Regions from separate parts of the Homo sapiens genome. Here region 1 is linked to region 2. Evidence: chromatin contacts called from ENCODE Hi-C or POLR2A ChIA-PET data. All regions are on one chromosome and are shown on one strand. The core of a region is the stretch at or near the end of the contact, and the rest is flanking DNA. Distances in the headings are between cores, read along the strand shown. Region 1 overlaps LOC105371908 (a long non-coding RNA gene). Region 2 has its middle 130 kb from the start of LINC01987.

Region 1 (2,700 bases), core at 81-2,580, 190 kb before region 2:
AGAGTGTGGGGGGCTCAGTGGAGTCCACAGAAGCCCCCTCCCAGAATAAGGAGGCTGCTGGCCGGAGCTGAGTGCAGGGAGGGAGGCATCTTATCAGCTCCCGGACCACACTTGCCGTCCTTCCCTCTGGAGGCACCACCCATTTGCTGTGTGCCAGTAGCAGCATCATTGAGACCAGATTAAAAATGTCTGTGCCCTTTAAAGGTGGGATGTTTTATTTTTTTATTTGATTTTTTTTTTTGAGATGGAGTCTCACTCTGTCACCTGGGCTGGAGTGCTGTGGCGTGATCTCGGCTCACTGCAACCTCCACCTCCCGGGCTCAAGTGATTCTCCTGCCTTAGCCTCCTGAGTAGCTGGGATTACAGGAATGGGTCACCACACCCGGCTAATTTTTGTATTTTTAGTAGAGATGGGGTTTCACCACGTTGGTTAGCCTGGTCTCAAACTCCTGATCTCAAATGATCTGCCTGCCTTGGCCTCCCAAGGTGGGAGCCACAGCTCCAGGCCCAAAGGTGGGATATTTTAAACTTGGGCTAGTTTACCATCGGCTCAAGAAAGAAGTTAGGTAATCAAAGCGGTAAATGGTTCTCTGTCTACCCAATTTTAATTTCCAGTACTGGCTTTTTTTTTTTTTCAAGAGTGAGGAGGGCTCAAAAGTACAGGGGGAGGAGATGGAAAAAGAATGGAGGGGCAGGGTCAAGGAATTGATCAACGGCATAAAACGACCTGCCGTCCCTGAGCTCCCCCTCTTTGGCTCCAGCTGGCAGGAGCTCAAGACTGTTCACCAGTTACCCCAGGGCAAAATGAAAGAGGATCAAATTTCTGCTACAACCTACTCTATCCCCCCACCTAGTAAATCCATCATGTGTGGAAGAGCCTCGGGGCCCTGCCTCCCAGACCTCCATCTTCTCATGGTAGCTGCGTTTGCCTCGTCCCCAGTGAGATGGACACCCTGGGTCCCATCTGGACCCTCCCTCTGGTCCTCCAGCTGGCCCCTGCCCCGGCCCTGGCCCCTCCTCAGACTGGGTCAGGATCCATTCCTGGGCCTGGCCCATTTGCTGGTCATGTCCACTCATCACTTGCTGGCCCTTTATTCTCTGTGGATGAGTTTCCCCATTCCCAGCTGTCCCCAGCTGCCCCCAGCAGGCATGGGTGTGGAGTGTTTGCCAGGGTTGGGGCTAGCAATGGAAACCTCCCCTCTCCTCCCAGAATCCAAGGAGGAGGACCAAGATGCAGGCTGGGTCAGAAAGTGGGTGATGGATGACTCAGGCCTTGGCGGCCAGGGCAAGTGGGTGGGAAAACATCTAGGTTTTTGCCCATTCCGAGTGCTTCTCATTCTTTCCAGTTTCTGTGTGCCAAGTTGCACTGCCAGGGCACTTCAGAACCAAAGAATAAAGGGTTTAGGCTCACTGGGCTCCTGCCCCTCAACCCTCCAGGGTGCCCAAAGCTGCAGCGGTCCTGGGTGTATGCAGCTGCCTCTCCCGGGTCAGGGTGGCCTCCACCAGTCTCCCTTGCTGCCTGGGAATATGATGTTCAGGGCCGCAGGGCTGAATTCTCCCTGAGTGCTTTATATAAATACCCGCTTCAGGGCCGACACGTACTCCATCATAGGGACCCGTCAAATGAACCAGCCAAGCCCATAAATTATTGCAAAAACCATTCCAAACAATAAAGGCAATTTTACTTACTGAACCATTAAATGTACATACTTAAATTAGACCCAACAAGACATCGCGTGGGGATGTCTCAGGGCCAGGCAAACAATGAGTTTCGAGGAAGGGCTATCTTGTGTTTTCCCCACCTCTCACATGAAATTAATGAGGTGCTTCATATTTAATCATCATTACAATCATATCTTTATTTAGTTACTTAGCTGGGTTTGACCTGCTGCCTCGGGTAGCCTGGATGTCACCTCTCTGCCCTGGGCTGTCCTGACAGCCGGTGAGAGGTCAGCAGGAGGCTGGTGCACAGATGCCAGGCTGCTCCAGCCCAGTGAGGCAGGCTTGGTGGATGTCGCTTCTGCCTCTGGGATCTACTGAGGCCAGCCTGCAGTTTTCTCTGACCTGGAGATCAGAGCCCATATCCGGGAGACACACAATGGCAGCTCTTCCTTGCCCACCATGTTGACTCTGATGCCTGGTCTGGCCAGTTACATCTTTTAAATATTTCTTAGATATTTGTCTCTTTTCTCTTCCTAATACCAATGTCCTAGTTCAGGTCCCAAACTTTGTGCCTTTGGTGTTAATCCTCCTTCATGCCCTGATGCCGGAGCCATTTCTGGAAACTCTAAATCAAAGCCGCTCACCCAGCTCAGAGCCCTTTGGTGGCACCCTTTGCCTATTGGAGGGAGATCGAATCCTGAGTATGCCATTCAAGGCTCCTTCTGACCTTCCCCAGACCCCAGTGACTCTCCCGGCCTTGTCTCCTGCCGCTCCCTGCCTTAGCCTGTATAGTCCACCGTCACCTGCACTACAGACTGCCCACAGTTGACCCTCCCACATTCATCAGCACTTACTTCTACAATATCCTGCCTCTATGCCCCTCCCACTTCTCTTTTCCTGTGTACCTACAATTTGTCCTTTAAAACACCCAAGGTGCCAGTTTCTCCATGTCCGGCAGGTACATTTTCAAATCCTTAGGTTGGGCTAAATGCCCTTAGGAATCCCAAGACCCCCTTTGGTCTCTCATGATGGGTTTGG
Region 2 (2,700 bases), core at 111-2,610:
TCAGCCATGTCTTCATCTACTTCTTCTTCCCCTTTAATGTCACTTGTGCTCTGTTACATGAATCTGAATCACACCCAAATACAGTCATGACTCTAGCCCTGGAGGGACAGGCAGGGATGGTCGCTTTCCTGATGTCAGGCCCACTTGCGCTGCCCATGCTGGTGTCCCCTCTGCTGGGTCTGGGGTGGCTGCCTGAGGTCTGCGTTCAGAGTGTGCCTGGGGCTGGGCTAGACCAAGGAGGCATCTCCCTGGAACAGCTGGAAGTGGCAACATCAAAAGGGTGAAGGTGAGCTGATCTGTGGGGAGAACGCCAGGGTCCGTGGCTCGGGATCCGCCGTCAGGTCTGAACAGAGAGTGAGCGTGCCTCATGGCGGTAGTCCATAGATCTCTCCTGAATAAATGAAGCCAGGGAAGGGCAGCTGCGATGTGAGGTCAACGCTAGTTCAGGAAGGAGAGCAGGAGATGCACAAGGCCAGGGGCTCGGAGCAGGGAGGCTGTGGGGGGCGGGGGCTTTTGCACCAAGTCCTGGCCACCGGGCCCCAAGGGGCAGGCCCCTCAGTCTCTGTCTGACCCCAGACATCTCCTCTGATGCAGACTGTGCTGTGCACTGTCCCTGCGCTCAAGCTCCTCTTCCTCATCTTCATGAGTGCTCTGTCCACACCTCCCTCGGGGCTCTGGGCTCTTTCTCCCCGGCGCCGGTAATCCCTTTCCTCCCTCTCCCTTCACAAGGAAAAGCTGTGTTGAGCATGGATAGAGACCAGCTTTCCTGGGACTTTTGGCCATCTGGTTCTCTGAGCGAGCACAACCCTGCCTCGACCTCCGTGGCTTCTCCCCACCCCTGACCACACGCTCACAGGGCCCTGTGGGCCCCACTCCTGGTACCAAGTCCCTCGGTTCCCCAGGTGCCCGGCGTGCTCAGGTGCTTGGTTGAGGTTATGGAATTGAGTCTAAGTGGGACTGGAGACCCCCTGGTTCACCCCCCTCATGCCACTGATGAGAAATGAAATCCAGTCCATCATTGACTTTGCCCTACTCGAACTGTTGGCTAGTCACTGGCTGCTTAGAAGAAATTCACACTGATTATTTAAGAGCAGAAGCATTCAGATCCCATAGAAAGAGTTTTTCTCCATAAAGGATGCCTGGGACAGCCCAGCGTTGGTTCCTGTTACACAGTGTTCTCTCCGTCGCATGCTTACCAGATGTGTCAGTGAGGGACAGGCCTGGGAGGAGATGTGTCTGGACTTGGGCACCCCTGCTTGCCCCAAATAACCACAGTCACGTGCTGGCCACAATGCCAGACAGTCCAAAAGTTGTGAGCCAAGCGGGCTGGCAGCCCCGGCCCCCACTATTCCTTCTTAAATGGCAGAGAAAGAGCTTCCCTTGACCCCCACAAGTTTTCTGCCTGTGGCAGATGTGGGGTTGTCAGTTCCCTGGTGGGGGCCCGGGTCCAGAAGCACTCAGCTGGATTACTGGAAAAACGAAGATACAAGCCTATAAAAACAGCCTGGCTCCCAGTGAATTCCTGAAGCTGGCTATTTATAGAGGTGGTTTGGAACAACCTAGGGCCTCCCCGCAGGCCTCCTCAGAACCTCCAGGGCAGCCACACAGAGGGAGCACATGACAGATGGGACAGAATGCCTACCTGGCCCACTATTTCACAGGGCACACAGTACTTCTGTGTCTGCACGTGCTCTCCAGGATGCTGTACCAGGCAGATTCAGACCTCAGGCTCCTGGAGAGCTGCCATTGCTCAGGCTGGGGCCAGGCTCTGCGATATTCTGGAAGGGCAAATTGAGTTCCCACCATCTTCAGCACAAATACTGGGGTTAGGGGAGGCACTGAGAATGGTCTGACAACAGTCGGTTTGATTTTACACCATTAACTGCATAAAACGTTCTGGAGAAAATGTATTTCATCATGAATTCTGGGCAAAGTATATTACAAGAATAAGAGAGAGATCCTTTCCATCTTTCAGGCTCTTTATGAGTGGCGGGACAGCTTCTGGGTAGGGCCCTGGGAAGGGAGACTGCTGTGGGCTCAGCACCTCCTCCATCCCTCCGCCCCCATCCTGCCCCTGGGGAGCACAAGGCTCGCCCTGCGTCCTGGCCCTGGGACTGCGCAGAGCTTGTCACATTGCAAGAATCATGAGCCAGCCAGAAGGAAAGGGCAGAGAGACACCAGCAAGCCTCAAAAAAATAACCCTGCCCTCCCCGCCTGTGGCCTGAAGTCATTGCGTTAGCCAGAACCCGGAGAATTAAAATCAATTTGATGTGTAGCTTTCTCTGGCTAATGAGCTTTGAAGAGGATTGAGAGTTTAACGCTTCCATTTTCTCAGCAAGAAGGTGATCTGGGCAGGCAGGGGCAGCCCCAGAAGGTGAGGGTTGGGATTTGAGCAGGGTAGAAAGGGTTAGCGCTGTCATTCTGAGTGGTGACCTGGGACGGGGTTGAGGGAAGGGGTGGTGTTGAGGGGAACCTTTACTTGGACAGTCCTGTGGACAGCGAGCAGGGAAGGAGGTGAGAGGCTGTGAACCCACCTCCCACTGAGCAAGCTTGGCACAGGCACCAATGCCAGCAAGGGCTTCTGGGCAGAGAAAGTTGGAGCCTGAACAGGAAGGGGTGTGAGAGAGAGTTAGGAGAGCCTGACTTTGCAAAAAACACAGCGGAAGGTTCCTGGGGAGGAAGGACAGTGGCTGGGAGCTG

The links. A loop is a pair of places that touch in the nucleus more often than their neighbours do. ChIA-PET counts read pairs that join two places held with the same protein, here RNA polymerase II (POLR2A). Pooled maps may share reads with other maps.
Region 1: a map of aorta shows a loop between it and region 2 (1.9-fold over the local background). The contact joins two enhancer-like sites. A Hi-C loop is called at or near these places in 1 of 168 maps with a recorded cell type or tissue (aorta) and 3 of 50 pooled maps. POLR2A ChIA-PET finds 5 or more read pairs at or near these places in 2 of 52 experiments (CD4-positive, alpha-beta memory T cell and H1).

The regions. Positions count from the first base shown.
Region 1 is chr17:77,795,186-77,797,885 of GRCh38, reverse strand. It overlaps LOC105371908 (a long non-coding RNA gene), which reads left to right. Exons shown (of 4, transcript XR_935001.2): 4 at 1-230. Among named protein-coding and RNA genes, the nearest start is that of LINC01987, 68 kb to the right of the region's middle. RefSeq lists an enhancer at 508-1,007. Within about 2 kb of position 1,330, at least 2 of the 41 ENCODE cell types and tissues checked have a DNase peak (open chromatin) inside an H3K27ac peak, as active enhancers do.
Region 2 is chr17:77,601,156-77,603,855 of GRCh38, reverse strand. No RefSeq gene overlaps it. Among named protein-coding and RNA genes, the nearest start is that of LINC01987, 130 kb to the left of the region's middle. Within about 2 kb of position 1,360, at least 16 of the 41 ENCODE cell types and tissues checked have a DNase peak (open chromatin) inside an H3K27ac peak, as active enhancers do.